Linked DNA regions of Homo sapiens: all the other regions are linked to region 1. Evidence: chromatin contacts called from ENCODE Hi-C or POLR2A ChIA-PET data. All regions are on one chromosome and are shown on one strand. The core of a region is the stretch at or near the end of the contact, and the rest is flanking DNA. Distances in the headings are between cores, read along the strand shown. Region 1 holds the start of MRPL4 (mitochondrial ribosomal protein L4). Region 2 holds the start of QTRT1 (queuine tRNA-ribosyltransferase catalytic subunit 1). Region 3 holds the start of ILF3 (interleukin enhancer binding factor 3). Region 4 holds the start of ATG4D (autophagy related 4D cysteine peptidase).

Evidence for each region. A loop is a pair of places that touch in the nucleus more often than their neighbours do. ChIA-PET counts read pairs that join two places held with the same protein, here RNA polymerase II (POLR2A). Pooled maps may share reads with other maps.
Region 2: a loop to region 1 is called in a pooled map, with 4 times the contacts of the local background. The contact joins the promoter of QTRT1 here to the promoter of MRPL4 in region 1. A Hi-C loop is called at or near these places in 1 of 168 maps with a recorded cell type or tissue (naive thymus-derived CD4-positive, alpha-beta T cell) and 7 of 50 pooled maps. POLR2A ChIA-PET finds 5 or more read pairs at or near these places in 1 of 52 experiments (A673).
Region 3: a map of naive thymus-derived CD4-positive, alpha-beta T cell shows a loop between it and region 1 (6-fold over the local background). The contact joins the promoter of ILF3 here to the promoter of MRPL4 in region 1. A Hi-C loop is called at or near these places in 1 of 168 maps with a recorded cell type or tissue (naive thymus-derived CD4-positive, alpha-beta T cell) and 8 of 50 pooled maps. POLR2A ChIA-PET finds 5 or more read pairs at or near these places in 4 of 52 experiments (A673, GM12878, PC-9 and 1 more).
Region 4: a pooled map shows a loop between it and region 1 (2.8-fold over the local background). The contact joins the promoter of ATG4D here to the promoter of MRPL4 in region 1. A Hi-C loop is called at or near these places in 1 of 50 pooled maps. POLR2A ChIA-PET finds 5 or more read pairs at or near these places in 4 of 52 experiments (AG04450, B cell, activated T-cell and 1 more).

The regions. Positions count from the first base shown.
Region 1 is chr19:10,248,851-10,256,023 of GRCh38, forward strand. It overlaps MRPL4 (mitochondrial ribosomal protein L4), which reads left to right and starts at 3,364. Exons shown (of 9, transcript NM_015956.3): 1 at 3,364-3,460; 2 at 3,547-3,613; 3 at 3,701-3,851; 4 at 5,739-5,790. The coding sequence starts at 3,404. RefSeq lists a silencer at 1,300-1,349 and enhancers at 2,719-3,292, 2,747-2,896, 3,027-3,436, 3,293-3,866.
Region 2 is chr19:10,698,527-10,705,699 of GRCh38, forward strand. QTRT1 (queuine tRNA-ribosyltransferase catalytic subunit 1) reads left to right here and starts at 2,913. Exons shown (of 10, transcript NM_031209.3): 1 at 2,913-3,177; 2 at 3,424-3,492; 3 at 3,590-3,728. The coding sequence starts at 2,935. RefSeq lists enhancers at 2,630-3,378, 2,857-2,946, 3,707-3,896 and a silencer at 3,167-3,226.
Region 3 is chr19:10,651,108-10,658,280 of GRCh38, forward strand. It overlaps ILF3 (interleukin enhancer binding factor 3), which reads left to right and starts at 3,239. Exons shown (of 20, transcript NM_017620.3): 1 at 3,239-3,380. ILF3-DT (ILF3 divergent transcript) reads right to left here and starts at 2,765. Exons shown (of 1, transcript NR_024333.1): 1 at 755-2,765. RefSeq lists enhancers at 1,247-1,749, 1,750-2,251, 2,117-2,286, 2,527-2,996 and silencers at 3,087-3,326, 3,407-3,566.
Region 4 is chr19:10,539,497-10,546,669 of GRCh38, forward strand. ATG4D (autophagy related 4D cysteine peptidase) reads left to right here and starts at 4,408. Exons shown (of 10, transcript NM_032885.6): 1 at 4,408-4,829; 2 at 5,287-5,370; 3 at 5,461-5,634. The coding sequence starts at 4,595. RefSeq lists silencers at 4,124-4,173, 4,184-4,523, 4,574-4,753 and an enhancer at 4,799-5,394.

The sequences.
Region 1 (7,173 bases), core at 2,114-4,613:
AATAAACGATTAAAAGACCTTTTAAAGTTGCAAAATACATAGAGTCTTAAACATGCATCCACAGTTATTTATTTATTTATTTAGAAACGGAGTTTCACTCTTGTTGCCCAGGCTGGAGTGCAATGGTGCGGTATCAGCTCACTGCAACCTCCGCCTCCCAAGTTAAAGGAATTCTGCCTCAGCCTTCCAAGTAGCTGGAATTACAGGCATGCGCCACCATGCTCGGCTAATTTTGTATTTTTAGTAAAGATGGGGTTTTGGCATATTGGCCAGGATGGTTTCGAACCCCTGACCTCAGGTGATCCACCCGCCTCGGACTCCCAAAGTGCTAGGATTATAGGCATGAGCCACCACGCCCGGCCGCATTCAGTTATTCTTGCAGGGATAAAATACACAATGAAATACACTATACTTTTTGTTTTCTTTCTTTCTTTTTTTTTTTTTTTTTTGAGACAGAGTCTCACTCGTCGCATGGGCTGGAGTGCGGTGCGGGATCTCGGCTCACTGCAACCTCTGCCTCCTGGGTTGAAGCGATTCTCCTGCGTCAGCCTCCCGAGTAGCTGGGATTACAGGTGCCCGCCACTACGCCCAGCTAATTTTTTTGTATTTTTAGTAGAGATAAGGTTTCACCATGTTGGCCAGGCTGGTCTCGAACTCCTGACTCGTGATTCGCCCACCTTGGCCTCCCAAAGTGCTGGGATTACAGGCGTGAGCCACCGCACCCGGCCACATTTTTTTTTTTTTTTTTTTGAGACAGGATCTTAGTCTGTCACCCAGGCTGGAGTACAGTGGCATGAACATGGCTCACTGCAGCCTCAATCTCTTGGGTTCAGGTGATCCTTCTGCCTTAGCCTCCCCATTAGCTGGGACCACAGGCATATACCATCACACCTAGCTAATTTTTAAATTTTTGGTAGAGGCCAGGCGCGGTGGCTCACGCCTGTAATCCCAGCACTTTGGGAGGCCGAGTCGGGTGGATCACCTGAGGTCGGGAGTTCGAGACCAGCCTGGCCAAAATGGTGAAACCCTGTCTCTACTAAAAATAAAAAATAAAAATAAAAATTAGCTGGGCGTAGTGGCGGGCGCCTGTAATCCCAGCTACTCGGGAGGCTGAGGCAGGAGAATCGCTTGAACCCAGGAGGCAGAGGTTGCAGTGAGCCAAGATCGCGCTACTGCACTCCAGCCTGGGCAACAGAGTGAGATTCTGTCTCAAAAAAAAAATAATAATAATGCTATTTATTGACTTTACACCTTGTACCAGGCATGGGAAGCTTTGCCTCCATTACGTCACTGAATCTCATAACCTCCTTTTCCAGCAGAGGAAAATGAGGTTGGTTCACAGACCACGTTGTCAGCTGTGCTCTGTCCAGAACGCACTGGCCTCCAAGTAGACAGCCCTGGACTGGTAGGGAAGCCGGCTATGATCCGGTGGCGCCCCCTGGAGGTCTATCGGGAACATGGTAAAGAACCTAAAAATGGGTGGGCCACAGTAGCTCATGCCTGTAATCCCAGCACTTTGGGGGACCAATGCGGGAGAATTGCTTGAGCCCAGGAGTTCAAGACCAGCCTGGGCAACATTGGGAGACCCACCCCCCGCCATCTCTACAAAAAAAAAATTAGGCCGGGCGCGGTGGCTCAGGCCTGTAATCCCAGCACTTTGGGAGGCCGAGGCGGGTGGATCACCTGAGGTCAGGAGTTCAAGACCAGCCTGGCCAACGTGGTGCCACACTGTCTCTAATAAAAACACGAAAATTAGGGCCGGGCTCGGTGGCTCACGCCTGTAATCCCAGCACTTTGGGAAGCCGAGGCGGGCGGATCACGAGGTCAGGAGATTGAGACCATCCTGGCTAACACGGTGAAACCCCCTCTCTACTAAAAATACAAAAAGTTAGCCAGGTGTGGTGGCGGGCGCCTGTAGTCCCAGCTACTCGGTAAGCTGAGGCAGGGAATCGCTTGAACCCGGGAGGCCGAGATGTGCGATCTCACACCACTGCACTCCGGCCTGGGCGACAGAGCGATACTCCATCTCAAAATACAAATACAAAATAAAAAAATACAATACAAAAATGAGCCGGGCTTGCGTACCTGTAGACCAGCTACTCAGGAGACAGAGGCAGGAGAATCCCTTGAGCTCTGGAGGTCGAGGCTGCAGTAAGCCATGATCTTGCCCATTGCACTCCAGCCTGGGCGACAGAGGAAGACCTTGTCTCTAAAAACCAAAACAAAGAAACTAAAAATAAGCATTCGGATTTGTTAGGGGGCGACAAGGGAGGCACTCCAGGATCTGTGGACTCCCCACTTTGTTCTGTCCTTGGAGAGCCCTGGAAGGTCTGAGAGGGGACGGGACCTGGTTTAAGGGGGTAGGGGAGAGGACCCTGGTCTAGGGGGTAAGGGACACAAATACCTAATCTGAGGGGTTTCGGGGGGACATGGCCCTGCCCTGGGGAATCTAAACTGGGAGGCATGGTCTGGCAGGCCCAATCCTGAAGGCTTTCTGAGGGCAATAAGGCCCTGCCTTTAAACAAATGAAAAAACGCCAGGCACGGTGGCTCACGCCTGTAATCCCAGCACTTTGGAAGGCTGAGGCGGGAGGATCACGAGGTCAGGAGATCGAGACCATCCTGGCTAACGCGGTGATACCCGTCTCTACTAAAAATACAAAAAATTAGCCAGGCGTGGTGGCGGGCGCCTGCAGTCCCAGCTACTCGGGAGGCTGAGGCAGGAGAATGGCGTGAACCCAGGAGGCGGAGCTTGCAGTGAGCCGAGATCGCGCCACTGCACTCCAGCCTGGGCAACAGAGCAAGACTCCGTCTCAAAAAAAACAAAAACAAAAACAAAAACAAAAACAAAAAAACAAATAAAAAAACAAAACCACATAACTGGATAAAGAAAAAACCATCTCCGACAGCCTTGGAGGCGGGATGAAGGCGTGGCCCGGTGGGCGTGACCAACAGCAAAAGTTTAAGCGTTATTGGCTGTATTCCTTAGTTGCTCACTCCAGAACTGCCCACTTATGGGCGGGGGTCACTCCTTCAGGCTTAACAGTCATTGGCTGAATTGGGCCAGAGAGGTCTCATTGGCTGAATTCCTGCACCGGCTCGTCGGAGGCGGGACCCAAAGTAGGCTAGGCCTACGGAAGCTGGGTCTTCTTGCTGTGAGGTCGCGTTCCCCAGTGTTACGGAGGGTCCTTGAGGCAGGAGTGAAAATTGGGTCTGGGGGTTAGTCCTGGGGTGGAGGTCTGGGCACGCCGGGTCGGACCCCCTCCATCTTCGGTTTTGCACACCCCGCTTTCCAGCGCGGAGTCGCGGCGGGTAGGGCGGCGTCGCGTGCGTGACGTCATCCAGCGGCGCCTCGCGAGGCTCCAGTGGCCTTGACCTCCCGCGGCGTGGGAGGCTGCGCGGCGATGCTGCAGTTCGTCCGGGCCGGGGCGCGGGCCTGGCTTCGGCCTACCGGCAGCCAGGTGAGGCCAGGGGCTGGAGGCGTGGTCGAAGGATGAAATTTGGGGGTGTCCAGGGGTCGTCTCTCACTTTCGCCCAACCCTTGCAGGGCCTGAGTTCCCTGGCGGAAGAGGCAGCGCGTGCGACCGAGAACCCGGAGCAGGTGGCGAGCGAGGGTAAGGCAACCGGGGTGGCTCCAGGAGGGGCGGCGACAGAGAGGTCTGACCCTTGACCCTAACCTCTGACCCCCGCAATCGCTCCAGGTCTCCCGGAGCCCGTGCTGCGCAAAGTCGAGCTCCCGGTACCCACTCATCGACGCCCAGTGCAGGCCTGGGTCGAGTCCTTGCGGGGCTTCGAGCAGGAGCGCGTGGGCCTGGCCGACCTGCACCCCGATGTTTTCGCCACCGCGCCCAGGTGAGCGAGGGCTGTAATGGTGAACTGAGTGGCAGAGGGATGAAGAGCGGGATTTCAGGAGTCACGATGACTTTGGGCTTGTACCCTTGGGAAAGTGCTGTATTTCTACAGCCTCCGTTTCTCCACCTGTCAAAGGGGAATGATGACAGTTTCCCCTGCTGTAGCGCTGTGTGAGATTGAAGCCTGAGAGGTGACATCATCTAAGGGTTAGGGAGACAGAATTCTGGAGCCCGACTGATTAGGTTCAAATCCTGCCTTCCCCTCTTGTCCCTCAGTGTCCCTATTTTGTCAGCGGTCGGGAGGTTGCTGTGATGAATAAATGACTTAATTCTGGCACATAATAAGTTCTATAGAAATGTTGATAATCTTTGTTAACTGGTTTTTGCAAATAAGAGCACTAAAAAGACTAAACCATTCCTCGGTGCCTGGAAGAGGCTGTTTGCATTTTAGTTACCCTGCTGTTCATAACATCTCTAAGAAAATGTAGGGGCCACCCTGGGCGCAGTGGCTCACGCCTGTAATCCCAGCACTTTGGGAGGCCAAGGCGGGCGGATCACGAGGTCAGGAGATCGAGACCATCCTGGCTAACATGGTGAAACCCCGTCTCTACTAAAAATACAAAAAAAAATTAGCCGGGCGTGGTGGCGGGCGTCTGTAGTCCCAGGTACTCTGGAGGCTGAGGCAAGAGAATGGCGTGAACCCGGGAGGCGGAGCTTGCAGTGAGCCGAGATCGCGCCACTGCACTCCATCCTGGGCAACACTCTGTCTCAAAAAAAAAAAAAAAAAAGAAAGAAAAGAAAATGTAGGGGCCAGTTACTGTGGCTCACATCTGTAATCCCAGCACATTGGGAGGCCGAGGTGGGCGGATCACTTGAAACCAGGAGTTGCAGACCAGCCTGGCCAACATGATGAAACCCCGTCTCTACCAAAAATACAAAAATTAGCCGGACGTCTTAGTGCAAGCCTGTAGTCCCAGCTACTCAGGAGGCTGAGGCATGAGAATCGCTTGCACCTGGGGAGATGGAGGTTGCAGTGAGCCGTGATTATACTACTGCACTCCAGCCTGGGCGACAGAGACAGACTCCATCTCAAAAAAAAAAACAGGTGAAATTGATTTCAATAATGTATTTAACCTGTATTTAAAACTATGTCGAAATCACATTGTAGCATGGGGCACTGGCCATGTTTCAGATGTTGAGTATGTGACTGTATGGAATGGTATAGAACTAGAGAGGAAAACCAGTCCCTGAAGAAGGTGGCAATAAGTGAAGTGTAATAGCAGGAAAAAAGTAATGGTAGGAAAAACAAGGAAGAAGGGGTGGCTTTTTTTTTCTGAGATGAAGTTTCGCTCTTGTCGCCCAGGCTGGAGTGCAATGGCATGCTCTCAGCTCACTTCAACCTCCGCCTCCTGGGTTCTACTAATTCTCATGCCTCAGCCTCCCGAGTAGCCAGAATGACAGACATGTACCACCGTGCCCAGCTAATCTTTGTATATTTTGGAGAGACATCACTTTGCCATGTTGCCCAGGCTGGTCTTACTCCTTGCCTCAAGTGATCCACCTGCCTTGGCCTCCCAAAGTGCCAGGATTCCAGGCATGAGCCACTGCACCTGGTCAGGGTGGCTCTTTCTTTAGAAGGTACCTTTCAGCAGTTATTGGAGCTGCTACCTGTAGGCTGAGAAAGAACCATCCAGGAGAAGAGTGTTTCAGGCAGAGGGAACAGCAAGTGCCAAGGCCCTGAGGCAGAATTTCAAGATGGGGTCAGTGAGGGGCAGAGGCAAATCGCCCAGGGCCCTGGAGGCAGAAGGGAGAATCCTGGGTTTTCCTATAGTGGGGTGGGAGCGTTTGAAGCAGAGTTGGGCTTCTCATGTGTCCTTCCTCCCCGCAGGCTGGACATACTGCACCAGGTTGCTATGTGGCAGAAGAACTTCAAGAGAATTGTGAGTGCCTAAATGGAGCAAGGTGGTGGGAAGGAGCTTCCTGGGGAGGTTGGGGATAGGACCCAGAGGAAGCCCATCGCTGGGTTTTCTCTGGACTGCTCGGCTGGGGCCTCATCTGTCTCCTGAACTATTCACCGATGGGTCCATTTTTGGTTCTCTTTTTTTTGTTTGTTTTTGAGATGGAGATGGAGTCTCACTCTGTCACCCAGGCTGGAGTGCAGTGGCGCAATCTTGGTTCACTGCAACCTCCGCTTCCTGGGTTCAAGCGATTCTCCTGCCTCTGCCTCCTGAGTAGCTGGGATTACAGGTGTGCACCACCATGCAGGCTAATTTTTGTATTTTTAGTAGAGATGGAGTTTCACCATGTTGGTCAGGCTGGTCTCAAACTCCTGACCTCAAGGAACCTACCTGCCTTGGCCTCCCAAAGTGCTGGGATTACAGGCGTGAGCCACCGTGCCCAGCTCATTTTCAGTTGTTTTCTGATCACTCACTGATGTGGGCATTGTGGTGGGTGAGAGGATATAGCAGGGACCACGAGGACAAAACAGGCAAGGTCCGGCTGTGTGCAAGTGGCTCAGGCCTGTAATCCCAGCACTGGAAGCTGAGGTGGGTGGGTTGCTTGGGGCCAGGAAAGACCAGCCTGGGAAACAGCAAGACCCAGTCTCTACCCCTTCCCCCACAACCCCAAGAAAAAGATGGGCAAAGTCCCTATTCTAATGAAGGTCACAGTGTCATGGGAGGAGAAGTGAAGGTGAGTCAGATGGTCATACGTAATGTGTAATTATGAGCATGTCCCAGAGAATGGGACGTTCAACCTTGGGTCTACTGTAGAAGCTAACCAGATCAAGGAGGCAGTGGGGCTAGTGTGGAGATAACAGGAACAGGGTGTGCAAAGGCCCTGTGGCAGGGACCACAAGGAAGCCAGTGTTGCCACAGAGGCCAGTGGGAGCAGTGGGGAGGAGTCTGGGTTTTGTGCCAAGAACATTGAAGAATCCATTACCAGTCAGGGTCTTATCCATCCACCCCAGAGGTCTGGCCAGTCCTCCCCCTGCTCACACCTTCCCTGGCTCCCCATCACCCTAGGAATAAAGTCATCAGTCTGCTATTCTGAGTTCTTCCTGATTTCCTTGCCCTGCTCCTCTTTCCTGATTCTCCCTGTCTGTGTCATTTCCCATGGCCCTCCCTCCTTGTGGCTACAACCACATTAAAATTGTTCAAAAAATAGGCCGGCACGGTGGCTCACACCTGTAATCTCAGCACTTTGGGAGGCCAAGGCAGGTGGATCACTTGAGGCCAGGAGTTCCAAACCAGCCTAGTCAACGTGGCAAAACCCCATCTCTACTGAAAATACAAAAAATTAGCTGGGGCCAGGTGCGGTGGCTC
Region 2 (7,173 bases), core at 1,663-4,162, 450 kb after region 1:
GAAGCAGACTTAAACACATATTGGCCAGGCGCTGTGGCAATCCTCCTGCTTCAGTCTCCCAAGTAACTGGAATTATGGGTAATTTTTTAACTTTTTTTTTTTTTTTTTTTTTGCCATGTTGCCCAGGCTGGTCTCTAACTCGTGGGCTCATATGATCCACCCACCTTGGCCTCCCAAAGTGCTGGAATTACAGGCGTGAGCCACTGCGCCTGGTAAACATTTTGAAAAATAGAAATATTAGCTGGGCACGGTGGCTCACACCTGTATCCTAGCACTTTGGGAGGCCTAGATGGGTGGATCGCTTGAGGTCAGGAGTTTGAGACCAGCCTGGCCATCATGGTGAAACCTTATCTCTACTAAAAACAAAAATTAGCCGGACGCGGTGGCTCACACCTGTAATCCCAGCACTTTGGGAGGCCAAGGTGGGAGGATCACCTGAGGTCAGGAGTTCGAGACCAGACTGGCCAATATGGAGAAACCCTGTCGCTACTAAAAATACAAAAAAATTAGCCAGGCGTGGTGGCGTATGCCTGTAATCCCAGCTACTCAGGAGGCTGAGGCAGGAGAATCACTTGAACCCAGGAGGTGGAGGTTGTAGTGAGCCAAGATTGCACTATTGCACTCTCCAGCCTGGGCAACAAGAGCAAAACTCCGTCTCAAAAAAAAAAAAAACAAAAAACGGCCGAGTGCGGTGGCTCACGCCTGTAATCCCAGCACTTTGGGAGGCCAAGGCAGGTGGATCACCAGGTCAGGAGATCAAGACCATCCTGGCTAACATGGTGAACACCGGTCTCTACTAAAAATACAAAAAATTAGCTGGGCGTGGTGGCAGGCGCCTGTAGTCCCAGCTACTCAGGAGGCTGAGGCAGGAAAATGGCGTGGACCTGGCAGGCAGAGCTTTCAGTGAGCAGAGATTGTGCCACTGCACTCCAGCCTGGGAAGCAGAGCAAGACTCCATCTCAAAAATAAAAAAAAAATTAGCCGGGTGTGGCAGCAGGCACCTGTAATCCCGGTTGCTTGGGAGGCTGACGTAGGAGAATCGCTTGAACCTGAGAGGCGGAGGTTGCAGTGAGCTGAGACTGTGCCACTACACTCCAGCCTGGGCAACAGAGTGAGATTCTGTCTCAAAAAAAAAAAAGAAGAAAAGAAAAGAAAGAAAAGAAATAGAAAAGAAAGGATGAGTGTTGTAGACAAAGGCAGGTGCAAAGGCCCTGAGGTTGGCTTGCTGGTGGGCAGGGGTGTTTTCCAGGCGGGTTTTCCGGGTGTGGCCTTACTAAGGATGCCCCACCATCTGGGCAACCGGCATCCTTAGCCTTTCTTACAGGATAGGGGGCTTGAGGCTCCCTTAGACACCCTCTTGGCCAGAGTAGCTCAGTTTAAGACAATTGAAAGGACATCTTCTGGGACAATAGCGCTCTCTGCTGGCCAGGACAGATATCAGATCCAGTTGTAATGATAACAATTACTATATAATATTGTATATTATTATTATCTTTTTTTTTAGGGTTTCGGTCTCACTCTGTTGCCCAGCCTGGTGTACAGTAGCCCAATCATAGCTCACTGCAGCCTCCAACTCTTCAGCTCAAGTGATCCTCCTGCCTCAGCTTCTTGAGTAGCTGAGACTACAGGGGCGTGCCACCACACCATGTTAATGTTTTTGTTTTGATTTTGTTTTTGTTTTTGTTTTTTAGATGAAGTCTCGCTTTGTCGCCCAGGCTGGAGTGCAGTGGCGCAATCGTGGCTCGACCTCCGCCTCCCGGGTTCAAGCGATTCTCCTGCCTCAGCCTCCCGAATAGCTGGGACTACAGGCACGCACCCCCACGCCCGGCTAATTTTTGTATTTTTTTAGTAGAGACGGGGTTTCACCATACTGGCCAGGCTGGTCTTGAACTCCTGACATCGTGATCCGCCCGCCTTGGCCTCCCAAAGTGCTGGGATTACAGGCGTGAGCCACCGTGCCTGGCTCACAACCTGTTAATTTTTTAATTTTTAAAACTTTTTTTTCTTTTTGACACAGAGTTTTGCTCCTGTTACCCAGGCTGGGGTGCAATGGCACGATCTCGGCTCACTGCAAACTCCGCCTCCCAGGTTCAAGCAATTATCCTGCCTCAGCCTTCGGAGTAGCTGGGATTACAGGCATGCACCACCATGCCTGGCTAATTTTGTATTTTTAGTAGAGACGGGGTTTCTCCACATTGGTCAGGCTGGTCTCGAACTCCCAACATCAGGTCATCCGCCCGCCTCAGCCTCTCAAAGCGCTGGGATTACAGGCGTGAGCCACCGCACCCAGCCACACCAGCTTAATTTTTTTTTTTTTTTTTTTTTTGAGATGGAGTCTCGCTCTGTCACCCAGGCTGGAGTGCAGTGGCACGATCTCGGCTCACTGCAAGCTCTGCCTCCCAGGTTCACGCCATTCTCCTGCCTCGGCCTCCGGAGTAGCTGGGACTACAGGTGCCTGCCACTGCGCCCGGCTAATTTTTTGTATTTTTAGTAGAGACGGGGTTTCACTGTGTTAGCCAGGATGGTCTCCATCCCATGACCTCGTGATCCTCCCTCCTCGGCCTCCCAAAGTGCTGGGATTACAGGCGTGAGCCACCACCCCCGGCCCTTTATTCAATCTTTACAAAGTCTTTATGCCGAGATGCTGTAATTCGCCACATTTTATCCAAGAGAAAATTATGGCTAAGAGAGTCTCTGATTGTAGCTCGAAAGTGCTAGGGATGGGATTCGTTCCCAGTTCAATTCTGATTCTTCGCTTTAGCGTGTTGTGGGTAGGAGTTAAATGGGCCCCCAGCCAGGACCAGGGGTTCAAATCCGTTGCCATGGTCCCCCGACGCTTTCCCGGGCTCCAGAACGGATCGCGTGGTCACGTGACAGCGGCCAACATGGCGCCGCCCACTGTGTGGTACGGCCCACGTGGTTCCGACAGTCAAGATGGCGGGAGCAGCTACCCAGGCTTCCCTGGAGTCGGCCCCACGGATCATGCGGCTGGTGGCCGAATGCAGCCGCTCCAGGGCCCGGGCAGGCGAGCTGTGGCTGCCGCATGGGACAGTGGCCACTCCTGTGTTCATGCCAGTGGGCACGCAGGCCACCATGAAGGGCATCACGACCGAACAGCTGGACGCTCTGGGTTGCCGCATCTGCCTGGGCAATACCTACCATCTGGGTCTAAGGCCGGTGGGTGGGCTCTGCCCGCGCGGGGAGGCGGCGAGGCGGCGAGGCGTGGGGAGCCATGGAGCGTCCTCCAGGCCCGGACACTCCTCCCAAAGTCAATCGACCAGCTGTATTGAGCGCCCCCAATGACCAGGCCTTGTACTGGGCGTGAAAGAGCAGCAGGGACTAAAGCTGGCCAGATCTGTCTCCCAAGAAGGGCCCCCAGGGACGCGGTCACCCCTAACCTGACACTTTCTTCCATCAACCCAGGGACCCGAGCTGATCCAGAAAGCCAACGGTCTCCACGGCTTCATGAATTGGCCTCATAATCTGCTAACGGTGAGCTGAGGAGAGAGCCGACGTTCTAGGGCCCTTCTCTGGAGTGAAGGGTCCCCATCTCCACCCCCTGACAGCTTTGCGGTGGGGTTTCCCTTAGGACAGCGGCGGTTTCCAGATGGTGTCGCTGGTGTCTCTGTCCGAGGTGACGGAGGAGGGCGTCCGCTTCCGCTCCCCCTACGACGGCAATGAGACCCTGCTGAGCCCGGAGAAATCCGTGCAGATCCAGAATGCGCTGGGTGAGAGGACCCTGGGGAGCCGCCTCCTTACCCTGTCTGTCAGGGGGTGAAGTTTACACGGGGCCTGTTTTTTAGCTGTTGTGTGGCTTTGAGCAGGTCACTCCTCGCTGAGCTTCAGTTGAACCAACTCAAAGCGGGGGTAAATAGTAGCAGGTCTTTGGTAGAATTGTTGACAAGTACATATGAGATGATGTCAGTAAATCTCCATCCCAGCCATGTAGTAGCTTAAGTATTATTATTGCAGTTTTTCTCTCATTAGCAAATTAAGACTGGACGTGGAAGCTCATGCCTGTAATCCCAGCAATTTGGGAAACTGAGGCGGGAAGATCACTTGAGGCCGGGAGTTGGAGACCAGCTTGGGCAATACAGGGAGACCCTGTCTCTACCAAAATAAAAAATAAAAAATAAAAAAAACAAATTAATTGGACAAATATCTGTTGAAATAATGGTGGCAACAAGAGGATTGGGGAGGCTTTAGGCTTCTCCCATATCCTCAATATCCTTCTTTTTTTTTTTTTTTTTTTTTTTTTTTGAGACAGAATTTTGCTCTTGTTGCCCAGGCTGGAGTGCAATTTTGCGATCTGAGCTCACTGCAACCTCTGCCTCCCGGGTTCAAGTGATTCTCCTGACTCAGCCTCCCGAGTAGCTGGGATTACAGGTGTGCGCCACCACACCTGGCTAATTTTGTATTTTTAGTAGAGACAGGGTTTCTCCATGTTGGTTAGGCTACTCTCAAACTCCTGAGCTCAGGTGATCCGCCTGCCTCGGCCTCCCAGAGTGCTGGGATTCCAGGCGTGAGCCACCACACCTGGCTTTTTTTTTTTTTTTTTTTTTTTGAGACAGAGTCGCCCAGGCTGGAGTGCAATGGTGTGATATCCAGTCACTGCAACCTCCACCTCCTGGGTTCAAGTGATTCTCCTGCCTCAGCCTGCTGAGTAGCTGGGATTACAACTGCTTGCCACCATGCCCAGCTAATTTTTGTATTTTTTGTAGAGACGGGTTTCACTATGTTGGCAAGGCTGGTCTCAAACTCCGGACCTCAGGTGATCCACCTGCTTCGGCCTCGCAGAGTGCTGGGATTATAGGTGTGAGCCACCACGCCTGGCCCAATATCCCCATTTCTTGATAAAGAACCATGGCAACACAGGGTCAAAACCCCTCTTCCCCTCATCATTCTAATAGATTGATGCTGTAGGGAGGAAGAAATATTTTTTCTTCTTAGATTCATGGCTGAAGCCCCTATAACAAAAACCCTTATAAGAAAAGAAGCCACGTGCTGGGTGCGGTGGCCACGCCTGTAATCCCAGCACTTTGGGAGGCGGAGGCGCGATCATGACTCACTGCAACAGCTGCCTCCTGGTTCAAGCAATTCGCCTGCCTTAGCCTCCCAAGTAGCTGGGATTACAGGTGCCCGCTACCACACCCAGCTAATTTTTGTATTTTCAGTAGAGATGGGGTTTCACCATGTTGGCCAGGCTGGTTACGAACTCCTGACCTCAAGTGATCTGCCCATCTTGGTCCCCCAAAGTGCTGGGATTACAGGTATGAGCCACTGTGCCCGGCCTATAAGTTTATTTTTTTATGTTTATTTATTTTTATGTATTATTTTGAGACAGAGTCTCACTCTGTCACCCAGGCTAGAGTACAGTGGCACAATCTCAGGTCACTGCAACCTCTGCCTCCTGGCCTCAAGCAATTCTCCTGCCTCAGCCTCCCAAGTAGCTGGGATTACAGGTGCATGCCACCACGCCCAGCTAGTTTTTTGTATTTTTAGTAGAGACAGGGTTTCGCCATGTTGGCCAGGCTGGTCTTGAACTCCTGACCTCAAGCGATCTGCCCGCCTTGGCCTCCCAAAGTGCTGGGATTACAGGTGTGAGCCACCATGCCCGGCCAAATATTTTTTGTAGAGATTAGAGTCTCACTACATTATCTGGGCTGGTCTTGAACTCCTGGCTACAAACAGTCCTTTGCCTTGACCATTCAAAGTGCTCATGTTACAAGCATGAGCCACTGTGCCAGCCCCCATGTGTTTTTTGTTTGTTTGTTTGTTTTTTCTGGAGATGGAGTCTTGCTTAGTCTCCCAGGCTGGAGTGCGGTGGCGCGATCTCGGCTCACTGCAAGCTCCGCCTCCTGGGTTCATGCCATTCTCCTGCCTCAGCCTCCGGAGTAGCTGGGACTACAGGCACCCGCCATTACGCCCAGCTAATTTTTTTGTACTTTTACTAGAGACGGGGTTTCATCGTGTTAGCCAGGATGGTCTCGATCTCCTGACCTCGTGATTCGCCCATCTCGGCCTTCCAAAGTGCTGGGATTACAGGCGTGAGCCACCGCACCCGGCCTCTTTTTTTTTGAAACCGAGTTTCGCTCTTGTTGCCCAGGCTGGAGTGCAATGGCGCAATCTCGGCTCACAGCAACCTCTGCCTCCTGGGTTCAAGCGATTCTCCTGCCTCAGCCTCCCGAGTAGCTGGGATGACAGGCATGCGCCACCATGCCCGGCTAATTTTGTATTTTTGGTAGAGACGGGGTTTCTCCATGTTGGTCAGGCTGGTCTTGAACTCCCGACCTCAGGTGATCCGCCTGCCTCAGCCTCCCAAAGTGCTGGCATTACAGGTGTGAGCCACCATGCCCAGCTAAAGTTCTAGCTTTTTAATGAATGTCGTAATTTTTTTTTTTTTTTTTGATGTGGAATCTCGCTCTGTCACCTAGGCTGGAGTGCAGTGGCTCGATCTTGGCTCACTGCAACCTCTGCTGCCCGGGTTTAAGCTATTCTCCTGCCTCAGCCTCCCCAGCAGCTGGGACTACAGGTGCCTGCCACCACGCCTGGTAATTTTTGTACTTTTAGTAGAGACGGGGTTTCACCTTGTTGGTCAGGCTGGTCTTGAACTCCTGACTTCAGGTGGTCCACCTGCCTCAGCCTCCCAAAGGGCTGGGATTACAGGCGTGAGCCACCGCACCCAGCCCCATATTTATTTTTTCGTCTTTTCTTTTTTTTTTTCTTTTTTGAGAAGGAGTCTCACTCTTTGACCAAGGCTGGAGTGCAGTGGCACTGTGTTGGCTTACTGCAACCTCTGTCTTCTGGGTTCAAGCACTTCTCCTGCTGCAGCCTCCCGAGTAGCTGGGATTACAGGTGCCCATCACCACACCTGGCTAGTTTTTATATTTTTAGTAGAGACGGGGTTTCACCATGTTGGCCAGGCCGGTCTCGAACTCCTGACCTAAGGTGATCCACCCGTCTCGGCCTCCCAAAGTGCTGGGACTACAGGCGTGAGTCACCACGCCTGCCCCTTTTTTTCTTTTTTGAGACACAATCTCGCTCTGTCACCCGGGCTGGAGTACTGTGGTGCAATCTCGGCTCACTGCAACCTTTGCTTCCTGGGTTCAAGCGATTCTCCTGCCTCAGCCTCCCAAGTAGCTGGGACTTCAGGTGCATGCCACCATGCCGGGC
Region 3 (7,173 bases), core at 1,989-4,488, 400 kb after region 1:
CTTTGTGCTCTCATGTCTTTGGCACTTTTTTTTTTTTTTGAGATGGAGTCTCACTCTGTCGCCCAGACTGGAGTGCAATGGCACGATCTCAGCTCACTGCAACCTCTGCCTCCCGAGTTCATGCCATCCTCCTGCCTCAGCCTCCCGAGTCGCTGAGACTACAGATGCCCACCACCACGCCCGGCTAATTTTTTTTTGTATTTTTAGTAGAGACGGGGTTTCACTGTGTTAGCCAGGATGGTCTTGATCTCCTGACCTCGTGATCCGCCCACTTCAGCCTCCCAAAGTGCTGGAATTACAGGCGTGAGCCACCGCGCCCGGCGTCTTTGGCACATTTGACGTATCATGTGACTATGCTACCTATTAAAAATCCACAGTAAAATGTAAATAAAATAGAAAAGCAGAGGGTACAGCATGCACTCATTTCTTTTTTGAGACGGTCTAGCTGTGCCATCCAGGCTGAAAAGTGCAGTGACTCCATCACGGCTCACTGCAGCCTGGACCTCCACAGCTCAAGTGATCCTCCCACCTACTCCTCCCAAGTAGATGGAACTATGGACACAGGCCATCACGCTCAGCTAATTTTTGTAGAGACTGGGTTTTGCCATGTTGCTCAAGCTGGCCTCAAACTCCTGGGCTTAAGGGATCCTCCAGCCTCGGCCTCCCAAAGTGTGGGGATTACAGGCGTGAGCCACCATGCCCGGCTAGGCACTCATTTCTGTAATTGTTGCAGGAAACAAAGGACCAGAGAGACTGACACGGGAAACAGGAGGATTTATTTAGATGTACACCGGCTCAGTGGATTTGTATCTGAAAAGCTGACCATTGAACAAAGACTGAGTGTGGTTTTTATAGGCAAACTTACAGAAGCAAAACAAAAGCAGTTAATGATACAGTCACAGGTCATGTAATCTATAGCATAACTGCTGACTTAGCATAACTTGTGGCTTTGCACAGCTGTTGGCCTTGCAGCTGTGTCAAAAGAAAAACAGAGTCTACAAATCTTACTAAATACAACCATTGGCAAACAGTCATATTTAATGGTTCAGAAAAGGAGAGACAGTAAAGGAATTTTTCTTTTCAACTTTGCTCCGGAGGAGGCTGTCTGGAGCCCATTCCTTTGGCCTCGACTTTTCAGTGTTATAACTGTCCTTGAAGTAAGCTGGCTAAGCAGAGGAAAACTTGTTCTTGTTTTCTTTTTAACCCTTACCCCCTGCCACATAATCACATCTTTACACTTCTTTTTTTTTTTTTTTTTTTTTTTTAAGATGGGAAGTCGGAGTCTCGCTCTGTCGCCCAGGCTGGAGTGCAGTGGTGCCATCTCGGCTCATTGTAACCTCTGCCTCCCAGGTTCAAGTGATTCAAGCCATTCTTGTGCCTCTGCCTCCTGAGTAGCTGGGATTATAGGCGCACACCACCACACCTGGCGAATTTTTTTTTTTTTTTTTTTTTGAGGCTGAGTCTCACTCTATCGCCCAGGCTGGAGTGCAATGGAGCAATCTCGGCTCACTGCAACCTCCGCCTCCTGGGTTCAAGCGATCCTCCTGTCTCAGCTTCCTGATTAGCTGGGATTACAGGCGCCCTCCACCACACCCAGTTAATTTTTCTATTTTTAGTGGAGACGGTGTTTCACCATGTTGGCCAGGCTGGTCTCAAACTCCTGACCTCAAGTGATCCGCCCACCTCAGCTTCCCAAAGTGCTGGGATTACAAGCGTGAGCCACCACGCCCAGCCAGGAAACCCATTTTCAACACCTCCTTGCTCTTTTTTTTTTCTGAGACAGAGTCTCGCTCTGTCGCCCAGACTGGAGTGCAGTGGCGCAATCTCGGCTCACTGCAACCTCCGCCTGCCAGGTCAAACAATTCTCCTGCCTCAGCCTCCCAAGTAGGTGGGACTACAGGCATGTGCCACCACACCCGGCTAATTTTCTTTTGTATTTTTAGTAGAGACGGGGTTTCACCATGCTGGCCAGGCTGGTCTCGAACTCCTGACCTCGTGATCCGCCCGCCTCGGCCTCCCAAAGTGCTGGGATTACAAACGTGAGCCACCGCGCCTGGCCTTCCTTGCTCTTCTTGCTCCAAATCCTGGGAACGTCTGAATCAACAGGCGGACATCTGTCAAACCTTCCTAGCAACTACGCCTGCGGATGGCCAACCTGACCCTGGAAGACAGTGGGGTTTAGTTAAGCACAGATTGTACATCGGGGGCCTCATAAGGCGCCTGGAAGCATTCAAGAACACCACGCTTGTAAGGACAAAGCACTCGGTCACGGGCGCCTTTACTTCGGAGCTCCGCGCTGCTGCTGGACGAGCGTCCGTTGAGTCCCAGCCCCAATTTTTCCAGGAAATGGCGGTGAGCCCTCTAGTGAGATATTTTTTGGCCTGGGCCTCAGTTTCTCCATCTGTCAATGGGGGAAGGGGAAGGCGGGCTAGAGGACCCCGACCAGGTCGGCTGCAGCCTTCGGAAGCTACGGCCCAGGGACGCCACACCAAGGCAGGTCTGCGGGACGAAAGAACCCAAGAACCCGGGCGCGCATTGGCGCCGGTCCCGGGCTCAAGGGGCAGCAACGAGGAGACGCTGGACCTGGCCGTTCCTCGCACACATCTCTAACCTTCTGTGCCTCTCAAGGGAGATGGGGTGAGCATAGCCACCTCCACTGGAGCCCGAAAATCCCCGGCCGAGATACCGCCACTAAAAAGGTACACATGCGTCAAAGCCTCTCGGAGCCATTTCCGCTAACGTACTCAGGGCGACGGGCGTAAGATGGCGGCCGCGCAGGCGCAAAATGTCGCAGCCGTAGGGAGGCTCCGCCTCTGACGCTTGCCTTGCATCACGTGGTAATGGCCGCTCAAAAAACGCCTTAGCGAAAACCAGAGCGTGCCCTCGTCACGTGATGGAGGACTCCCAGTACGGCAAAGGGAAGGCGCCAAAAGTTGTCAGATGGCGAAGGAAACCGCGAAATTCGCCATTGTCACATGATGGAGCAACCTATCGAAAGCGGAGGGAAAGGTGCCGAAGTCACGTGACTACGCACGCAAACACTCCCGCTTGCACCACGTGCAACTCACGCCCACCCCCTCAGCCCCCCCCTTATCTCTTTTCGCCCCTCCCTCCCATTTGGGTTGGGCCTGCGTCGAGGCGCAACGCGGCGTCAAAGGGGGCGGGGCTTCAGCCGGTCACGTGTTCCCGCACCTCCCCGGCGCGCGCCTGCCCGCCCGCCCGCTCGCCCCCGGTCCGGACTCCTCCTCCTCCTCTTCTCGCCATTGCAGTTGGACCCAGCAGCCCGGCGCGCACCGCGTGGCTTTTGGGGGCAGACCCCGGCGGGCTGTGGCAGGAGGGCGGCGGCGGCGGCTGCGGTCGAAGAAGGGGACGCCGACAAGGTAAGCGTCAATGTGGCGGCGGCCGGGCCCGCTCCCGCCTCTGCCCCTCCCCCCGCCCGCCCTCAGTGAGATCCCCACTGAGGGTTCGCGGTGACAAGGCTGGAGGGATCCCACGCTCGCCGCCTCCGCCCGGTTCCCTCATCCCGGCGCCTGGCCCGTTCCTCCCTTGCCGGCCTCGCTCCCGCGCTCGGCCGTTAACTCTCTTCCATTGTGCGGAGGAAACAAAATGGCGGCTGCGGCGGCGGCGAGGACTCGGTGCGCGCGCAGCCGCTCCCCCCCGCACGCGGCCCCTCGGCCGGCGGCGGCGCCACGCGCGGGGGGGTGCGCGCGCACCGGGCCCCCGGCTGCCGCCTCCCCGCGGCTGGGCTTTTGTCTGTTGCGGGGGTCCTGGGGACGCGCGCACGTGCTTGGAGCACACACCCCCTCGGGTCCCGAGTTCCGCGGCGGGGCGACCCCCCTTCCTCACTCCTTCCCTACCCCCTCCTCCTCTTTGTCCCGGTCCCGCCCCCGATTCCAGGAGAGTCCCAGGTTCCCGAGGCGGGAAAAGTCGCCTCCTTTGTCCTCACAGGTCGCGGAGAGGCGGACCCCCTCCTTGGAAGCCCCTTCCCACGCGGATTGCTGAGGAAGCCTTTGTGGGTTCGTCGGGTTTCCAAATCTCTGGTCAGCCAGGCCTCTCTCAGATCAGGGTCAAAACTTGAGAGGGTTTCAGCTTTTTCTTTAGTTAGTTTGTTTTCATTGTTGAATGTTTTTCCAGATTGTTAGTATTTGCCTTCTCTAGACCGGCAATCTACTTGGGTGCAAGCCTGGGCCCCGAAACGTGGATGCTTAAAACCCATTTCTACCTTTATTTTCTCAAGTAGTTGAACGATTGAGATTCTCGAGGTTACTCATGAGGTTCTGCCCCAGTTAATTCACCGCCTGGATGAATTATTTGGGGTGTACGGCGGTCTGCATGCTCCTCCCCCAGTTCAGTGGCCAAATTTGAGGAGAATGAGGGATCTCTTCTCCACATTTCCAACATTGTTTGCCAGTTGCTGCTTAGGTGACATGGATCAGCAACGAAGCGTCGGTTTCAGTGGTTTCTTTTTCTGGACTCCGGTAATTCACTGCTGCTGAATCTTTTTCAAGATTTTGCTCTCTTTAAAATGAGTGGTGTGATGGCATATTTGTGGTCCACATGGAATCGCGAGGTGCCATCCGAAGTTAGGATTCAAATTTAGGACTTTAAGCTCTCTTTTCCTCAGGTATTTGTGGATGGGAATCTCCATGGATTGCTCAGAGTGCTGCCACTGTCCCTTGTGCGTGATGCTTTGTGTGTGGTCTCGTGGGATGTAGTTACAGTAGCCGCCCAGACTGTGAATGAAGTGTGGGAACCAGGGCCTCATTCACAGCTGGAAAGCAGGAGGAGGCCGCAGGACATTGGCAGGTGCTCCTCTCCCTGTTCCGTGGTGCTGGGGCCCCTTGCTTATGTGGGTGGCTCTTGGTCCCTGGGATTTGTGAATGGAGTCTGCAGGCCCCAGTGTTGTCTGGAATATTCTTTAGTTCAGATTGGAGGCTAGCAATGACTGCCAGGCTTGGCCTTGCCGCCACTGGGCGCTATTTATCACTCTCCCTATCTTCCTGGAGCTTAGCCGAGTCTTCCTGGAGCTGAGAGGTGCCTAATTGTTTGTGGTTTTTCTGATTGAACTTGTTTGGTGCCTCTAGGCAAAAATTCCTTTGGCTCCTTCTAGTATTTTCAGGGTCTTGAAGGCCCATATTCCTGAGCATGAGGAATCTAAGTCTGTTATTTTTTCCTAAATTTTCATGTTAAATACCACGTTGACAAAGGACAGCTGCTAATATTTTGATCACACAGATACAGACGGTGCTCCCTGGTTAAGGCCTCCAGGTAGGGGACAGGTAGAGTCAGTGATGGGGAAGAAGCCTTCTGTAAGTCCCTTTCCTTTGGGTAGACAGTAGATTACCCTTTAGGCTTTAGCAAGATGTGGGGGTTAGAAGTCTTCTATTCTTGGAAAAGCCTTTAGTCGTTTTCTTTGGGCTGGGGCCTCTTCTCTTAGGGACTGCTGTCACCCTTTCTCGGTTTCTTTTGATTACCTTTCATGGCCCCAGAGGAGTGATCCCTTCCCTTATTTATACCTCTTGGACTTGTCATCCTGCTACATTTTGTCAGCAAGTTAATTCACCTTGTGCAGTTTTGAAAGATGTGTAAGTGTTAACATTTAGTATTAGCATTTATGGCCCAGGAAATTGTGACCTTAATATTTGAATCTTGCTTTTATTAAACCTTTACAGGAACTAGGATTTTGTAGGGTTTTTTTTTTTTTTTTTTTTTTGAGTTAGAGTTTAGCTCTTGTTGCCCAGGCTGGAGTGCAATGGCGCGATCTCGGCTCACCGCAACCTCCACCTCCCGAGTTCAAGCGATTCTCCTGCCTCAGCCTCCCGAGTAGCTGGAATTACAGGCATGCTCCACTACACCTAGCTAATTTTGCATTTTTACTAGAGATGGGGCTTCTCCATGTTGGTCAGGCTGGTCTCGAACTCCGAACCTCAGGTGATCCACCGGCCTCGGTCTCCCAGAGTTGTGGGATTACAGGCGTGAGCCACCATGCCCAGCCTTCTAGGTTCTGTTTATTGGATGCTTTTTATCTTAACAAAGTCCTGGCAGAGAAAGATTTGATTTGTTTCCATCAGGAAGTTTGGAATCTGAGGCAGATAGTGGTTTGAGTGTCATCTTCACACAATGAATGAGTAGAGATTTGGGGCCTGGGAGGCACGAGGCAAACTTTAGTTTCCTACTGAAGCATTTGTCCGTTTTATCTGAAACAAGTAGATTGCCGATCTGTATTATTATACATAGTAAGCTGCTGTTGAAATGGTTGTGAAAGTAGAGTAGGCAGGTAGGTGGTGGTTAGGGGGCCTCATCGGTGCTGATTTTTAAGAAATTTTTATGATATTTATGATCTGTTATAAATCCTTGTGAAACTTTTCCATGAGAACACTTCACGGGTGATTCCATTATGAATAGCAATTGGTGGCCGGGTGCGGTGGCTCACGCCTGTAATCCCAGCACTTTGGGAGGCTGAGGTGGGCGGATCACGACGTCAGGAGTTCGAGACCAGCCTGACCAGCATGGTGAAACCCCGTATCTACTAAAAAAAAAAAGTACAAAATTAGCCAGGTACGGTGGCACACACCTGCAGTCCCAGCTATTCGGGAGGCTGAGGCAGCGAATCGCTTGTACGTAGGAGGCGGAGGTTGCAGTGAGCTGAGGTCGTGCCGCTGCACTCCAGCCTGTGTGATGGAGCAAGACTTCGTATGAAAAAAAAATAATAACAATTGGAAATTCAGATACATTTAGCATCAGCTGTATTTAGGCATCGTGTAAAAGTGATGTCCAGTTAAAATTTAATTTAATTTTTTTTTTTGAGACAGGGTCTCACTCTGTCACCCAGGCTGGAGTGCAGTCGCGTGATCTCCGCTCACTGCAGCCTCTGTCTCTGAGGCTCAAGAAGCAATCCTCCCACCTCAGCCTCCCAAGTAGCTGGAACCACAGGCACATGTCACCACACCCAGCTAATTTTTTGAATTTTTTGTAGAGACAGGATCTTTCCACGTTGCCCAGGCTGGCCTCAGAACTCTTGGGCTCAAGCAATCTGCCCACCTTGGCCTCCCAAAAAGCTGGAATTACTGGAGTGAGCCCTCACTCCTGGCCAGAATTTACCTTTTTTCTCTTCTCATTAAATGTTTACGTAGTGAAGACATTGAAAATGTAGCTACTAGTTTTTTTTAAATT
Region 4 (7,173 bases), core at 3,158-5,657, 290 kb after region 1:
AGCACTTTGAGAGGCTGAGGAGGGCAGATACCCTGAGGTCAGGCGTTCAAGACTAGCCTGGCCGACGTGGCGAAACCTGTCTCTACTAAAAATACAAAAAATTAGCTGGGTGTGGTGGCGCGTGCCTGTAATCCCAGCTACTCGGGAGGCTGAGGCAGGAGAATCACTTGAATCCATGAGGTCGAGGTTGCAGTGGGCCAAGATCGCGCCACTGTACTCCAGCCTGGGCAACAGAGTGAGACTCTGTCTCAAAAAAAAAAAAAAAGGGAATTGGGGTTGGACGCAATCTTGAGGGTGGGGCCCTCACACCATTCTCCTGCCTCAGTCTCCTGAGTAGCTGGGACTACAGGCGCCCGCCACCATACCTGGCTAATTTTTTGTGTTTCACTGTGTTAGCCAGGATGGTCTTTATCTCCTGACCTCGTGATCTGCCTGCCTCGGCCTCCCAAAGTGCTGGGATTACAGGCATGAGCCACCGAGCCCGGCTGAGACCAGGATGTCAAGGCTTCAGTGAGCCAAGATCATGATGCCACTGCACTCCAGTACTGGCAACAGAGTGAGACTGTGAGAAAAAAAAAAAAAAAAGAAAGGAAGGCAGGTGAGAGGATATAAGATAAGAAGAGAATCTCAGCTGGGCGCGGTGGCTCACGCCTGTAATCCCAGCACTTTGGGAGGCCAAGGCAGGCAGATCACCTGAGGTCGGGAGTTCGAGACCAGCCTGAGCAACATGGAGAAACCCTGTCTCTACCAAAAATACAAAAAATTAGCCAGGTGTGGTGGTGGGCGCCTGTAATCCCAGTTACTCGGGAGGCTGAGGCAGGAGAATCGCTTGAACCCGGGAGGCAGAGGTTGTGGTGAGCCGAGATTGCCATTGCACTCCAGCCTGGGCAAAAACTCCATCTAAAACAAAAAAACAAAACAAAACAAAAAATAGAAGAGAATCCCACCAAGAACCATGCTGGCACCCTGATCTGGGACTTTCTAGCCTCTAGAACTGTGAGAAGCAAAGGTGTGTTGTTTTAGCCCCCAAGGCTATGGTATTTGTCACAGCAGCCCAAGGGGATAAAGACAGTAAGGTTGTGATAACTACTCCCATGCGGCGGGGAGGGGGAAAAAGGCAGGGAAGAGAAGGAGACCAAGGATGGAGATGGGGGAGAATTTTGAGAGTGGTAATCTTCGTGTAGGGGTGATATTTGAATAAAGACTTGCGGCCGGGCACAGTGTCTCACGTCTGTAATCCCAGTACTTTGGGAGGCTGAGGTGGGTGGATTACTTGAGGTCAGGAGTTCGAGACCAGCCTGGCCAACATGGTGAAACCCCATTTCTACTAAAAATATAAAAATTAGCTGGGTGTGGTGGCACATGCCTGTAATCCCAGCTACTCAGGAGGCAGGAGGATCACTGGTGCCCAGAAGGTCGTGGTTGCAGTGAGTTATGATCGTGCCACTGCACTCCAGCCTGGGCAACAAAGTGAGACCCTGCCAAAAAAAAAAAAAAAGACCTGAAGGAGGTGACGGAGAGCCATGGTAAGAAACGTGGTCTGGGCAGAGGGAACAGCAAGTGCAAAGACTCTGAGGTGGCATTGGCTCTGTTGAGTTTGAGAAAGGGTGCACTTGGCTGGTTGCAGTGGCTCAAGCCTGTAATCCCAGCACTTTGGGAGGCCCAGGCGGGCAGATCACCTGAGGTCAGGAGTTCAAGACCAGCCTGGTCAACATGGTGAAACTCTGTCTCTACTAAAAATATAAAATTAGCCGGGTGTGGTGGCTCACACCTGTAATCCCAGCTACTCCAGAGGCTGAGGCAGGAGAATTGCTTGAACCTGGGAGGCGGAGGTTGCAGTGAGCTGAGATTGTGCCAGTGCACTCCAGCCTGGGCTACAGAGCAAGACTCTGTCTCAAAAAAATAAAATAAAATAAATCAATAAATTAATAAATTAATGAAAGAGAAAGGGGTCAATTGTGATTGAAGGCGACTGGGAGGAGAGGGGAAAAAAGGAAAGTCAGGGAGGTGACTGCCCCTTTTGTGCCTTCTCCTTCTTGGATCACACCCTCATTCAAATCTTTCTTACCTCCTTCAGAGAGCTGAGGACAGAGCCCCGGGGCTGGCCACTAGAGGCCACCCTCTCCATGGCTCACAGGGTCACTGCATTGTCATCATGCAGTTGGCTCTCACTGAGCCCCAACTGTTCCTCAAATACCACTCTAAGCACTTTACATTGGTAAGTTCAGCTCATTCCCATACATCTTTATGAGTTAGACACATTTAAAACTTTTTCCTGGCTGGGTGCAATCGCTCATGCCTGTAATCCCAGCACTTTGGGAGGCCGAGGCTGGCGGATCACCTCAGTCAGGAGTTCGAGACCAGCCTGGCCAACGTGGTGGAATCCTATCTCTACTAAAAATACAAAAATTAGCTGGGCGTGGTGGTGTGCGCCCGTAATCCCAGCTACTCAGGAGGCTGAGGCAGCAGAATTGCTTGAACCTGAGAGGTGGTGGTTGCAGTGAGCCAAGATCGCACTAGTGCACTCCAGCCTGGGCAACAAGAGCGAAACTCCATCTCAAAATAAATACATAAATAAATGAAAATAAAATAAAAAATAAAAATTGTCCCTGGCCAGGTGCAGTGGCTCATGTCTGTCATCCTAGAACTTTGGGAGGCTGAGGCTAATCGTTTCAGCCCAGGAGTTCAAGACTAGCCTGAGCAACACTGGGAGACTCTATCTCTACAGAAAAATTTTTAAAAATTAGCCAGGGGTGGCCAGGCACGGTGGCCCACGCCTGTAATCCCAGCACTTTGGGAGGCCGAGGTGGGCGGATCACGAGGTCAGGAGATCGAGACCATCCTGGCTAACACGATGAAACCTCGTCTCTACTAAAAATACAAAAAATCAGCCAGGCGTGGTGGCGGGCGCCTGTAGTCCCAGCTACTCGGGAGGCTGAGGCAAGAGAATGGTGTGAACCTGGGAGACAGAGCTTGCAGTGAGTCGAGATCGCGCCATTGCACTCCAACCTGGGCAACAGAACGAGACTCCGTCTCAAAAAAAAAAAAAAAAATTAGCCAGGGGTGGTGGCATGTGCCTATAGTCCTAGCTACTCAGGTGGCTGAGGCAGGAGACTTGCTTAAGCCTCGGCAGTTGAGACTGCAGTGAGCCATGATCAGGCCACTGCACTGTAGTCTGGATGACAGAGCAAGACCCTGTCTCAACAACAACAACCAAAATCTGTTTGGGCCTCGCAAGGTTAGAGAAAAAAAATTAAAAAATAAAATAAAATAAAATATTTTCCTGTAGTCTCAGCTACTTGGGAGGCTGAGGCAGGAGGATCACTTGAGCTAAGGAGTTTCAGGCCAGCCTGGGCAACATAGAGAGAACTTGTCTCTATAAAAAGTTAACTGATTACTTTTTAAAACAAAGAGGTTTTTTTTCAGCCTTATTGAGGTATAATAGACATATACAAAACCATGCAAATTTTAAGCGTACAATCTGATGAGTTTTCACACCTGTGAAGCCACTATTACAGTTAAGATACTGAATTTATCCACAGCTCCAAAAAATGTCTTCCTGCCTGAGGTGGTGGCTCACGCCTGTAATCCCAGCATTTGGGAGGCTGAGGCGGGAGGATCTCATGAAGCCAGGAGTTTGAGACCAGCCTAGACAACATAGCGAGACCCCTTATCTACAAATAAAATTTAAAAAATTAACCAGGCATGGTGGCTCCTGTCTGCGGTCTCAGCTACTCTGGAGGCTGAGGTTGGAGGATCAGAGTTGGAGGCTGCAGTGAGCTATGAAAGCGCCACTGCACTCCAGTCTGGACAACAGAGCCAGATGCTGTCTCGACAAAACAAACACTGAAAAAAACTTTCCTGGAGCACTTCATTCATCCCTCCCTCCCGCGCCTGCCTACCCCTGGATTTTTTTTCCCTGAGCATAATTCTCATGAAGATTCGTCTATGTTGTTGCGTGTATTCCAGCCCTATTTTGCACATGAGGAAACTGAGGCACAGAGAGGCGTGGCTTGCCCCGGAGGTCACACTAGTCGATTTGGTCCCAGGCCAGGGCGGGTTCTGGGTCGGCAGCCCGCGCAGGTGCACTCGGGAGGCGGGGCGGGCGCTGCAGGTGCGCAGTCAGTCTCACCTGGGCGCCTGCCAGGAGGTCAGTCCTGGGCCCTGGGGGGCAGGACTAGGGGCGGGGCCAGGGGCAGGGGTTCCCCAGCTCTGCTGCCTCCGATAAGGGCCTGAAGGGGCTGTCGCGCTCCTGGCGGTGTGATAAGGAGGGCGGGGGGAGGCCGCGGGAAGGCGTCGGGGTTTGAGGTCCCCGCCTGGCGACCCGGGATCGGGGCAGGAAAGGCGGCTGGGCGGGGAGAGGGCGGGGCGGGGCGTCTGGCTTGGCCACGCCCACCGTCATCCGGGGTCCTGGCCCGCTAAGATGGCGATGGCTGCGGTAGCAGCGGCGGCGGCTGTTGCCTGGCCCGGTACCCTGGGGACGGGGGCCGAGTAGCGCCTTCCCCGGGCCCCGTGAACCGGCTGCGGGTCGCCCTTGGGGGGCAGCGGCCGCAGCCCCCCACCTGGGCCCTCGGTCCGCCCTCCCGGCGCGTCCATGAACTCAGTGTCGCCGGCCGCCGCGCAGTACCGGAGCAGCAGCCCGGAGGACGCGCGCCGCCGGCCCGAGGCCCGCAGGCCGCGGGGTCCCAGAGGCCCAGACCCCAACGGCCTGGGGCCTTCCGGAGCCAGCGGCCCCGCTCTTGGCTCTCCCGGGGCTGGCCCGAGTGAGCCGGACGAAGTGGACAAGTTCAAGGCCAAGTTCCTGACAGCCTGGAACAACGTCAAGTACGGTGAGGAGGGGGCCCGGAGATCGTGGGGGTGTCGGGGGCCGTTGAGGAAAACCAGACCCCGGTCCTGCCAGTTATCCCACCCTTGTTCCCGTCCTGAGTCACCTGTGGGTCCCCTCCCTGCCCGGCCCAGGGTGGACCTGTGGCAGGTCCAATAGTGTTTTCAAGCCCCGCCCATTCCCCTGTGTGACCTTGGGCAAGATCCTTTGCTTCCTGGCGCCTCCGTTTTTGCCCCTCTCTGTAAAATGGGTACAATAATCAGAACTACCTTCCTTCATCCTGAATTGATGGTGGACACTCCTGTAGCTGTCACTGGGGGCCCCACCTCCGACGGAATCCCCGGAGCCACCCCGGAGATAGGAACTAGGATCGTGCCCATTTCACAGATGGGGGAATGGAAGCGCTGTTGCTGTCATGCAAGTGCTTCATCTCGCTGGGCGCTGCCCCTACGTCTCCCCAGGTTGGGTGGTTAAAAGCCGGACCAGCTTTAGCAAGATCTCCAGCATCCACCTCTGTGGCCGCCGCTACCGTTTCGAGGGCGAGGGTGAGCTGGTGGTTGGGACCAGGGCTGGGGGAGGCCTCTCCACGCCCGCCGGAGTGTCCCTGGTGGCAGCTGACAGACCCGCTCTTGTAGGTGACATACAGCGTTTCCAGCGGGACTTTGTGTCCCGCCTGTGGCTCACATACCGCCGGGACTTCCCGCCCCTTCCTGGGGGCTGCCTGACCTCGGACTGTGGCTGGGGGTGCATGTTACGCAGCGGCCAGATGATGCTGGCACAGGGCCTTCTGCTGCATTTCCTGCCCAGAGGTGAGCCATAGGGGGGAAGGGGTGCACTAGGAGTACAGGGTCAACTGCCATATCAGCAGTATTAGAATTACTTACCAACTAAGAGTTCAAAGTCACGTTAGAATTGTGTGTCAAGTAAGTTTTGGAGAGATGAGAGTTGTTTATAAGAGTTTCAGCCGGGGTTGGAAACGGTGGCTCATGCCTGTAATCCTAGCACTTTGGGAGGCTGAGGCGGATGGATCCCTTGCGGTCAGGAGTTCAAGACCAGCCTGGCCAATATGATGAAACCCCATCTCTACTAAAAATACAAAAATTAGCCGGTTGTGGTGGCACACGCCTGTAATCCCAGCTACTCCCGAGGCTGAGGTGGGAGAATCTCTTGAACCCAGGAGGCGGAGGTTACAGCAAGCCAAGATCGCACCACTGCACTCCAGCCTGGGCAACAGAGGGAGACTCTGTGTCAAAAATAAAAATAAAAAAAAGTTTCACCAGGCACGGTGGCTCATGCCTGTAATCCCAGCACTTTGGGAGGCTGAGGCTGGTGGATCATGAGGTCAGGAGTTCAAGACCAGCCTGGCCAAGATGGTGAAACCCCATCTCTACTAAAAATACAAAAATTAGCTGGGTGTGGTGGCAGGCACCTGTAATTTGGCAAGGTAAAGCAGAGAATTGCTTGAACCGGGGAGGCGGAGGTTGCAGTGAGCCGAGATCCGTGCCACTGCACTCCAGCCTGGGTGGCAGAGCGAGACTCAGTCTCAAAAAAAAAAAAAGAGTTTTGGCTGGGCACTGTGCTGCATGCTTGTAATCCCAGCTACCTGGGAGGCTGAGGTGGGAAGATTGCTCGTGCCCAGGTGTTCAAGTCTGCAGTGAACTATGATCCTGCCACTGCACTCCAACCCGAGTGACAGAATGAGACTCCAACAATAACAGGTCGAGTGTGGTGGCTCATGCCTGTAATCCCAGCACATTAGGAGGCTGAGGCAGGAGGATCGCTTGAGCATAGGCATTCGACACCAGCCTAGGCCACATGACAAGGCTCCTGTCTCTACAAAAAAATTTTAAAAATTAGCTGAGTGTGGTGGCATGTGCCTGTGATCCCAACTACTCAGGAGGCTGAGGCGGGAGAATCTGTTGAGCTCAGGATTTAGAGGCTGTAGTGAGACGTGATTGTGCCACTGCACTCCAGTCTGGATGACAGTGAGATCCTGTCTTTATTTATTTATTTTATTTATTATTATTATTATTTTTTTTTTTGAGACTGAGTCTTCCTCTATCATCCTGGCTGAAGTGCAGTGGAGAGATCTTGGCTCACTGCAACCTCTGCCTCCCAGGTTCAAGCGATTCTCCTGCCTCAGCCTCCTGAGTAGCTGGGATTACAGGTGCCCGCCACCACGCTTGTCTACTTTTTGTATATTTTTTTTTTTATCAGAGAAGGGGTTTCACCATGTTGGCCAGGCTGGTCTCGAACTCCAGGCCTCAAGTGATCCACCTGCCTTGGTCTCCCAAAGTGCTGAGATTACAGGCATGAGCCACCGCGTCTGGCTGAGATCCTGTCTTTAA